Linked DNA regions of Homo sapiens: regions 1 and 3 are each linked to region 2. Evidence: chromatin contacts called from ENCODE Hi-C or POLR2A ChIA-PET data. All regions are on one chromosome and are shown on one strand. Each heading gives the region's core, a stretch centred on a gene start or an enhancer-like site at or near the end of the contact. The rest is flanking DNA. Distances are from core to core; before and after follow the strand shown.

Evidence for each region. Hi-C counts contacts between places; a loop is a spot of excess contacts on that map. ChIA-PET counts read pairs that join two places held with the same protein, here RNA polymerase II (POLR2A). Pooled maps may share reads with other maps.
Region 1: POLR2A ChIA-PET joins it to region 2 with 10 read pairs in BJ. The contact joins the enhancer-like site here to the promoter of DDX23 in region 2. POLR2A ChIA-PET finds 5 or more read pairs at or near these places in 2 of 52 experiments (BJ and K562).
Region 3: a pooled map shows a loop between it and region 2 (21-fold over the local background). The contact joins the promoter of HNRNPA1 here to the promoter of DDX23 in region 2. A Hi-C loop is called at or near these places in 6 of 50 pooled maps. POLR2A ChIA-PET finds 5 or more read pairs at or near these places in 2 of 52 experiments (HepG2 and endothelial cell of umbilical vein).

Annotation. Positions count from the first base shown.
Region 1 is chr12:54,412,077-54,415,120 of GRCh38, forward strand. All of the region lies in intron 1 of ITGA5 (integrin subunit alpha 5), which reads right to left. All of the region lies in intron 2 of GPR84-AS1 (GPR84, ZNF385A, ITGA5 and GTSF1 antisense RNA 1), which reads left to right. Among named protein-coding and RNA genes, the nearest start is that of ITGA5, 5.7 kb to the right of the region's middle. RefSeq lists enhancers at 1-157, 158-939. Within about 2 kb of position 1,400, at least 24 of the 41 ENCODE cell types and tissues checked have a DNase peak (open chromatin) inside an H3K27ac peak, as active enhancers do.
Region 2 is chr12:48,850,134-48,853,415 of GRCh38, forward strand. It overlaps DDX23 (DEAD-box helicase 23), which reads right to left and starts at 2,030. Exons shown (of 17, transcript NM_004818.3): 1 at 1,951-2,030. LOC105369755 (a long non-coding RNA gene) reads left to right here and starts at 1,588. Exons shown (of 2, transcript XR_944925.3): 1 at 1,588-1,681; 2 at 1,917-2,416. RefSeq lists enhancers at 1,886-2,075, 2,955-3,164.
Region 3 is chr12:54,278,828-54,282,235 of GRCh38, forward strand. HNRNPA1 (heterogeneous nuclear ribonucleoprotein A1) reads left to right here and starts at 1,899. Exons shown (of 11, transcript NM_031157.4): 1 at 1,899-1,995; 2 at 2,559-2,675; 3 at 2,968-3,114; 4 at 3,263-3,408. The coding sequence starts at 1,981. CBX5 (chromobox 5) reads right to left here and starts at 1,295. Exons shown (of 5, transcript NM_012117.3): 1 at 1,181-1,295. SCAT2 (S-phase cancer associated transcript 2) reads left to right here. Exons shown (of 2, transcript NR_157844.1): 2 at 1-236. RefSeq lists enhancers at 658-747, 900-1,659, 1,178-1,227, 1,518-1,607, 1,618-1,677 and 1 more and a cis regulatory region at 694-2,994.

The sequences.
Region 1 (3,044 bases), core at 150-2,649, 5.6 Mb after region 2:
GCCCCCTGCGTTGTATTTATATCTCAGAAGATGCCACAGATGCCAGAGGCACAGGCTGGAGTCAGGCGGTCCCCATGTGCCGCTGTCACTAACACAACCCTCCCCTCCTCCCGCCATTCTCTGTCCTCTCCTACCTTATCCTGTTCATAAAGAGAGGAGGAACCACAGTCAATTTCTAGAAGGGGAAGAGGGGCCAGAGCCTGTACCCCTGGCTTCTCCCTCTCCTCTACGTACCTGCTGAGATTAGATGTATAGCTTCTGGAGCGCCAAGGTCCTGTGGAGCCTCAGGGTCTCTCATCTAGCCTATATACTCTCCTCCCAAGCCAAATCCCCTCCCTGGGCCAAGACCCAGGCATCCGGCTGCCCAGCCACCCAGCCTTGGGGCGTGTAGGAGGAAAATGTGAGTCTTGGAAATCAGGCAGCAGGAGTGGAGAGAGGAGCTGGAGGACAGTGAAAACAGATTGTTCCACTGGGCCTGGGCCTGCCCTCACCCCGGCCCTGGTGTGGGCCTCCCCTTCCTGGCTGGGTCTGTGTTTCAGCCCTTGAACCCCTTTCCCATAGACCACCCCCAGCTGACTGAATTCAGAGTCTGCTCTACCGGGGTCCCAGTTCTGGACACAGTGCTTCTGTTCCCCCTGATATGAGGGGAAGTTTGCCCTGTGTAATGGGGTGGTCATAGCTAAGGGCCTGGGCAGTCCTCCTGCCGTCAGCTCTGCCTCATTCATCCCTAGGTCTCTTGCCTCCAAGACCTCCACACCGCTCTTGGCTCTCTTGGTTTCCCCTAAGGGTCTCCTGCCAGGACTTGTATCTGGCAGCCTGGGCAACTCGACCCAGCCTCTGGACCAGTGCTCCTGCCAGCCTTGGCCTCTGCTCTGCTCTGTGTCTGCCTCTGGCACTGCTTCTCAATCCCTCTGTCCCTCTGCCCCTATGACTGCTTGCTCTCTTGGTTTTGGTTTTTGAATCCTATCTCTCTATCTCAGATTTTACATTTCTCCATCTCTATTGGTTTCTGTTCACTTTCAGCTTTCAACCCGTCCAATACCTACCCTTTCCCTGATATTTGAATACCTTCCTCAGCTTTCTCACTAGGCAAGAAGGCCCAAAGTGAAGGATTATGGTAGAGGTCACAAGAGCTGGGGGTATTTTCCAAGAAGACCAGGTATACTGAGGCGGGGAGGAGTGGCCCAGGAGGTATAGGGGATGGAAGCAGCAGAGAGGACAGGTCCGAGGGGACGGAAGAGGAGAGTGAGGAGGGGTCTGTGAGGGCCAGTGGTGAGAATGGAGGGGAGAGAAGGCAGGGTCCAGAGGAATAGGAGATGGGTAGGCTGAAGAGGGAGAGCTCCTGAAGTTAGGAGGGGTGGGGAGGGGAGGTGCCAGTCTCCGTTACTCTGGGGACAGGAAATGTTTACTGCCTGTGGCTTCCTGTCTGTTTCCAACCTCTCACTTCTCCGTTTGTCTCCCACACCCCCACCTCCGTGCCAGGCCCCACCCTTCTCACTTAGGCATGACATCCACTTGTGGGGTCTGGCTGCACCGCCCTAGGGCTGGGTGATGTGAGAGAAGGAGACCCCTCTCTCAGCAGGGGCAGCCCCCAGAGAACTTGGTTGCTGCCTTCAGGCTCTAGAAAGCAGAAAGGGCCACCAACCTGAACTAGACCAGAACAGCAGAGGTACAGGAAGCAGTGAAAGGAGCACTGGACCAGGAGCCAAGAGTTCTGGTTCAGGCACTAACTGTGGACTTGGGCAATACCCTCTCCCTCTTCCTCTGGGTGAAGAAGAGGTTCTCTCAAAGTTTCCTGGAGCACAGGGCTAAGGCCAAGGGACCCTATTCCTGCTGCCAATTTCTCCAACACCCACTGCTCTTGGAGAGGAGCTGAGCCTGACACTCCTGGGGTGGCCTGAGGAAGTAGCCTGGAGTTTAGCAGGGTTGCAAGACAGAGAGTTTACAAAGCTTGTAAAGCCCACAAGCCAGGGGCATATCCATTCCGGCTGTGCGATGGTTCAGGATACCTGGCATGCAGGCAAGGGACACAGACCTAGGCCTCCTTTCCTCCCGGCACACTACCCATGGCTTATTCCTGGACAGGCAGTGGCCCTTCCATCCCAGCAACCTAAAGTCAATCCAATAAATAGTGCCTCCCCTGCCAACACGCCAAGTGAGGTGACTGGTGCCATGGATGGCATGCAAGCTAGTTTGTCCTTATTTTCCCACATCTTTTTCCTGCTTCCTAAATCCTGCAGCAGTTGGGCACTTTTAGGGGTCTAAGAAGGTAACAATGGAGGGTCCGTGTGCTATTTTCAATATTTCAGAAAGCCTAACGGAAATCATGCATTTACCAGATAAGGTGGCCTAGGCTAATTAAAACCTCAAGTGTATTTGCTTTTGGCTGGAATTATATCAACTTATGTGGGAACCTGGTTATCTCATGCTGGTCAGAAACTCTGATTGGCAGCTATAGATGTTTTTGGTTAATAAAAAATGAGAAAAGCGCCAGGTGCGGTGGCTCACGCCTGTAATCCCAGCACTTTGGGAGGCCGAGACGGGCAGATCACGAGGTCAGGAGATCGAGACCATCCTGGCTAACATGGTGAAACTCCGTCTCTACTAAAAATACAAAAAAATTATCCGGGCGTGGTGGCGGGCGCTTGTAGTCCCACCTACTAGGGAGGCTGAGGCAGGAGAATGGCATGAACCTGGGAGGCGGAGCTTGCAGGGAGCCGAGATCACGCCACTACACTCCAGTCCAGAGACAGAGCGAGACTCCTTCTCAACAACAACAACAACAACAACGGCCAGGCGTGGTGGCTCACGCTTGTAATCCCAGCACTTTGGGAGGCTGAGACAGGCAGATCACCTGAGGTCGGGAGTTTGAGACCAGCTTGACCAACATGGCGAAACCCCGTCTCTACTAAAAATACAAAATTAGCTGGGCGTGGTGGCACATGCCTGTAATTCCAGCTACTCAGGAGGCTGAGGCAGGAGAATCGCTTGAACCAGGGAGGTGGGGGTTGCGGTGAGCCGAGATTGCGCCATTGCATCCCAGA
Region 2 (3,282 bases), core at 780-3,279:
ACTGAGAGTGCTATTATGGTACTCTAGGCAAGAGATGGCAGTGGCTTGTTCTAGGAACGTGGCGATGGAGATGGAAAGAAGTAGGCAGCGTCAGAGTATATTTTGGAGGCAAAGCTAACAGGACTTACTAAGGAAGAAGCAGAAAGAGCAGACACAAAGATAGCTCCTAAATTTATAGTTTCAGCAACCTAATAGTTTGTGGTGCCATAGCAAACAAACTGGAGAAGACTAGGGAACGAACAGATTTAAGAGGAAATCAAACGTTTCATTTTGGCCAGGTTGAGTGTGAGAATATCTGTGGAGATTCCCAGAAGGCAAAGAGAAATGCAAATCTGAACTTAGGGGAGAGGGTCTGTAGACAAAAACTTGAGTCACCAATACACAGATAGCTTTTAAAGCCATGGGACACTAAATGATATTACCTAAGTAGGCAGCATAGTGAAAGAAAAAAAATAGAGAAGAAGCTCCAGAATTGAGCTCTGGAACACTTTAACAGGAGTTAGCCACGGGATGAACCAGAGAAAAAGACTGAAAAGAACTAGCAGCCAGTGAGAAAAGACAAAGAAAAGCATGGCAACGAAGAAGCCAAAAACATGTTTCAAGGAGGGAGGGGTCAACTGTGTCAAGTACCACCGAAGTGGAGAGGGAATAAGGGACAGGGAAGTAACCACTGAATTTGGAAAAATGGAGATTATTGGTGACCTTGACAAGAGCTGTTTCAGTTGCATTGCGGGAATGGAAGCCTGAGTGGAATGAGTTTGGAAGAGAATGAAAAATGAGAAGAAGACAGTAAATACAGGCAACTTTTATTACAGGTTCTATTATCACAAGGGCCAAATAACCAGGCTGACTCTGGCCATGCTTCCCAGCAGCCTTCCTCTCAAACCTCCAGATCTTCAGGTCCTCAGTTCTTGCAGGGCAGGGGCACATTCTTTTTTTTCACTCAATGACGTATTTAACAAGCATCTACTGTACGCAAGGCACAGTGCTAGGTGCTATGTGAGTTACAAAAATAAATTCTGTTCACAGGAAGTGTTTAGAACAACAGGGTTATGAGGTCGGACGCGGTGGCTCACGCATGTAATCCTAACACTTTAAGAGGCCGAGACAGGTGGATTGCCTGAGCTCAGGAGTTCGAGACCAGCCTGGGGAACACGGTGAAACCCCGTCTCTACTAAAAATACAAAAAATTAGCCGGGCGTGGCGGCGTGCGCCTGTAATCACAGCTACTCGGGAGGCTGAGACAGGAGAATCGCTTGAACCCGGGAGGCGGAGGTTGCAGAGAACCAAGATCGTGCCATTGCACTCCAGCCTAGGCGACAGAGCGAGACTCCGTCTCAAAAAAAAAAAGAAAAGAAAAGAAAAAAAAGAACAATAGGGGGTATGAGACACATACCAAGAAGAGTATCAAGGCTCAGATGTAGTAATACAGGTGTTCAAAGGCGTTTCCTTTCACTTGTAAAAGGTGATGTGGAAGGCTTGGAAGAGGAAGTGACGCTTGAGCTTTTAAGTATAAGTAGAATTTTAAGATATGTAATTAAGGACGCGGAAAAGAAGTCATTCCCGGCAAAAGAAATAATACGGCCGGCGCAGAGGCGGGAAAACATGGACTGACTGCGAGAGAAAAGCCAGAGTTCCAGTTTGGCTGCACCAAAGGCTACTTTAAGCATGAAAGAATAAGGTCAGACTGGGGGTATCAGAGGCGCTGTGCCCATAGGCAGAGTCCTGGGAGGAAAATATCGTGCAGGGACGTGGCCTGTGCCCGGAGGAGCCAACACTACCCCTGGGGCCCGCGCCCCTTCACTCCAGCCCGCCCGAGCTTCCCGGGTTCATGCCCCTTCTCTGAGGCGTTCTTTCCCGCCTCATCCAGGAGGCAGGGGCCACCGCCGTGCCCTGACTCTAGCCCTTTCTGTAAGCTCGTGGGAACCGCCTCCACCGCCCGGGACTCACCACCCTGAGTCTGAACCGCCCAACGCGGCCTCAACGTCGCGGAGCCGTCGCCATCTTTCCCGTTTCCTGGTCGCGGAGATGAACACCCCCCACCCCCCCGGCCGCGAGGCAAGCTGGGAAGGCGAGTTCCTGGAGCTGGGCGGCACAGGCCGACACTGAGGCCTGGAAACTACCAATCCCAGAATGCATGACTTGAGCGCCGGCCCCAGGCTGCGGGGTCTGCCGGGCAATGTGGTTTGCCAGACGTTAGCGTCCGGGAAGGAAGAGTTTTTCGCCAATAGGCTTTCGGCATTAGGTTCTCCCGCCGAGCACCCTTCTTGGAATCGGCTGGTCTTCCTAGAAACTACGGTCTATGACTGTCCTTGCCCGTGGCTTACAGTGGAGGAATTTAAGGGCTTCCTGAGATATCTGTAGTACGTAATTATAGCTAACAACCGCAGTAACAATAAATACCATTCGTGGAAAAGCGGTTTTTATAATAATTCTGTGAGAATGGGGCTAGCCCCATTTTACAGTTGGACAAACTAAAGATCAGGTTACCGGAGTAGGTTCACAAGGAGGGTGATGCAGTTCTCCATTGTGTGTGGAACTATCCCAGGCTTAGGAGGACGTTTTAGCAACCTTGGCCCCTGCAGCCGGGTGAATGCCATAACAACCCCCAGTTATTGTTACAGCTCCAAATGAGCCCACACAATGGGCTCTAAAGTCCTCCCGGAAGGATGGTATCTCCTGGGCTCTAGCACCTGTTTTCTCAACATTCCAGATGGAACCCTGGTTTCCTCAATTTCTTGCCCTTTGGAATGTGACCAATTGTTGAGCTATCTTGGTATTTTTGCTTCTTTCTTCCCCCAGATTCCCCTACTTCAGTCTTCCACTGAGTTTTGTTGTTGCTGTTGTTGTTGTTGTTGATGTTGTTGTTGTTGTTTTAACCTCAAATCGTAAGTTCACTTTGTGTTTCTCTTTGGTCTTATGGGTTCATAACTCTTTCCCTCAAAACAAAACAAAACATTGCAGTTGCGGAAACGGTTTAGATAACCAGAAGTATCTCGGACCTCCCTTCCCATTTTGCCAGCAGCAGGTTTGTTGCTTCAATTCCACATGGCTGTAGGTCTGCCTTTTCTCTCTGAATATGCCCAAGCTCTCAAGCAGAGCCTCAGGATAGACCCAAGTAATCCTAAAGCCCTGAGCATCACGTACAATGGCCCAAAGTAACCCTCGGAGACACACACTTCTCTTAGAACCTGCAGCCTTTCACCTCCCAGCTTCTACTCCAGAGAGAACGCAAGGGAAAGAAGAGAGCTCTGAGATCTGTTAGGTGTAATTCACCACAAA
Region 3 (3,408 bases), core at 649-3,148, 5.4 Mb after region 2:
TCAAAGGAACAGCAAAAAGAGGGACTTTAGGATATCTTCAATGGTGTAAAGAAAAGAAATATATGAAAGTTCCCGGGAGAAAGAGACTAAAATAAAAGCACTGGGCACATGGATTACATAAAACAGAAAAGGGGTTGTAAGTATGTGATTATGACTAGAAACACAAAACAATCGACTTCATTTTTTATTTAATTTTAATCACAAATTATTAACCTTGCAAAGTTTTAAACATTAAAGATCTAATCTGCCTCGATCCTACTGTGTCCCTAGGATTGACACTTTGGTGTGTAGCTTTCCAAAACTTTTCTGTGGACCTACAAACATATTTGTCAGTAGAAATATGCACTATCAGGAAGGAGATATTTCTTGAACGCCTTTCCATGACAGTACATAGAGATTTCTCCCATTCGTTCTAACATTTTAACAGTCTTCCTAAAGAAGCGACTTCTGAAAGTATTATTTAAAAACAAACAAACAAAAAAAAACAACTCCTGTTCCCCAAACCTCAAGTGGTGAGGGGGCGGGGGAAAAATGCTCAAGTCGAGGAATACAGGAGCAAACTTACGCTTTCAAGGAGGTGTATGGGACTGAGGCCTAAAGGCTTCGTTAGAGAAGTCATCGTGGATAAAACATCCACCCTCACACGCCATTACAGGCACCGACTCCCCTTCCTCACAACCCCAAATCGAAGACCTCCCTCTTTTGGAGAGCCGATTGGACGACTGGTCCCAGCGCTTTCCTTAGGCTGTCCGTCTACTGGTTCCAGATTCGTTCCATCCGTTTAACCGCCCGATCCCGCATTCCCCATTGGAGTCAAACCGCTGCCTCCTGGAGAAGCCCAACCTACCGCGCGCTTCCTGCTCACTGGCTCAGTGAGACGCTGCTCAGAAGGGGAAAACCCGTCTCCCACATTCCGATGGCCCAAGGGCCGATCAGTCGGCAGCTCAAGGCAGACCCAATTGGCCTATACACAAGCCAGTCAAAGTCTTCGGCTGCACAGCTCCAAAGAACCTACGGGGATTAAAACATCCCGCCCCCTGTTCTTCTATTGGTTGGCCCGACCCACCGCTGCCCCTTCACTATCCCCCCACCCCGCCGTCCATTCATTTCACACAATAACGGGCCCAAATGGAGTCAGTTCAAGACCTACTATGGGTAGATAAGACTGTCTGCCACTTACCCGGGATTGAGAGTGATCACTCACGCTAACGTCTGCCCTGTTCCTGTATGGTGAGGCCGCACCACAAGCCACCACCGCCGCCGCCTTCTGCGCAACGCCAACCGCCCGCCAAAACGGATCCTTCCCTGCGCCTGCGCAACCAATCCTGGGACCGGACCTTTTTTCTCCGCCCACTACGCATGCGCAAAGCTAGGACAAACTCCCGCCAACACGCAGGCGCCGTAGGTTCACTGCCTACTCCTGCCCGCCATTTCACGTGTTCTCAGAGGCAGGTGGAACTTCTTAATGCGCCTGCGCAAAACTCGCCATTTTACTACACGTGCGGTCAACAAGAGTTCATTGCAAAAAAATTGTTACCTCCTGGCTGCTTGTCTAATACATAGTGTTAATCATGCTTTGCCAAGCGACTTGACTGTAATATTTGCGCGTGGAAGATTAAAAAGATGTTAAACACCCAAGGTAGATTCAAATGTGAATGATTGGTCGGTTGGCCAATCAGACTGGTTAACAATAACATTACTCGGGAACCAATGGACTCCAAGGGGTGGAGACGGCGTAGAACGACCGAAGGAATGACGTTACACAGCAATGTGGCACCACAGGCCAATAGCAGGGGGAAGCGATTTCAAGTATCCAATCAGAGCTGTTCCAGGGCGGAGTCTACCAATGCCGAAAGCGAGGAGGCGGGGTAAAAAAGAGAGGGCGAAGGTAGGCTGGCAGATACGTTCGTCAGCTTGCTCCTTTCTGCCCGTGGACGCCGCCGAAGAAGCATCGTTAAAGTCTCTCTTCACCCTGCCGTCATGTCTAAGTCAGAGGTGAGTTAGGCGCGCTTTCCCACTTGAATTTTTTCCTCTCCCTTTCCTGAATCGGTAAGATGCTGCTGGGTTTCGTTCCTTGCACCAGCCCATTCTACAGTTCCTTCGGTCGCTGCCACGGCCTACCCCTCCCAAAGTTCAAGTCGCCATTTTGTCCTCTTGATCGCCATGAGGCCGCTCTCCGCCAACCATGAGTTATCATGCGGGACTCGTTACTCGTAGCAAAATTCTTAGGCACACAGGATCTTTGTCTTTTTTTAAACCTTGCCTTGGTGAGCGAGTTTTCTAAAGAGCGATTAGTCCCATTGTGGAGATGCACCCCTACCGCCCAAGCCTTTGTTGCGCGTGCGTCGGAAGGCGACTAGGGACGCATGCGCTTGCGATTTCCTAGCACTCCCAACTCCAGCATACGGCCTCCCTTGATAGGCAGAAGCACGTGTCTTGTTGCGACCTGAACGAACAATAAGTGCTAGGTACACAGTTGGTGTCTAGTTTTTCTTTTCCTCGATGGAAATTGTTTCGTGTTGTAGCCCATTTAACACTTCCCCCTCCCCCCACTCTAGTCTCCTAAAGAGCCCGAACAGCTGAGGAAGCTCTTCATTGGAGGGTTGAGCTTTGAAACAACTGATGAGAGCCTGAGGAGCCATTTTGAGCAATGGGGAACGCTCACGGACTGTGTGGTAAGATTTGGAAGGGACAAAGCAGTAAAACAGCCGATTTCCTTGGCTTATCTTGGTGCAGTCTTCTCCGAATGCTTATGAAAGTAGTTAATAGCATTATAGTTAGAGCTTTGTTGGCAAAGGAACGTCCTGCTTTGATTTTAAAAGCTACCTCTTAAATCTAGGGTAGTGGGAAACTGGACGACTTTTTATAAAAGGCTGGTGTAAAGTTTCCTATTGCCCTATTCAAAGTTAAAATGACAAAAGCTTTTGCGGTCAGACTTTGTGTTACATAAATTAACACTGTTCTCAGGTAATGAGAGATCCAAACACCAAGCGCTCCAGGGGCTTTGGGTTTGTCACATATGCCACTGTGGAGGAGGTGGATGCAGCTATGAATGCAAGGCCACACAAGGTGGATGGAAGAGTTGTGGAACCAAAGAGAGCTGTCTCCAGAGAAGTGAGTGGGTTTTTTTTCTTCTTCTTCTTAAACTTACTTGGATATGTGCTGCTATGGACTTAAGATTCGGGAGTTTTCTAAACTTACCAAAATTTTTTATTCGAGTATAGGCTTTGCTAATCTAAACCTATGGTTTTTCTCCTATTAGGATTCTCAAAGACCAGGTGCCCACTTAACTGTGAAAAAGATATTTGTTGGTGGCATTAAAGAAGACACTGAAGAACATCACCTAAGAGATTATTTTGAACAGTATGGAAAAATTGAAGTGATTGAAATCATGACTGACCGAGGCAG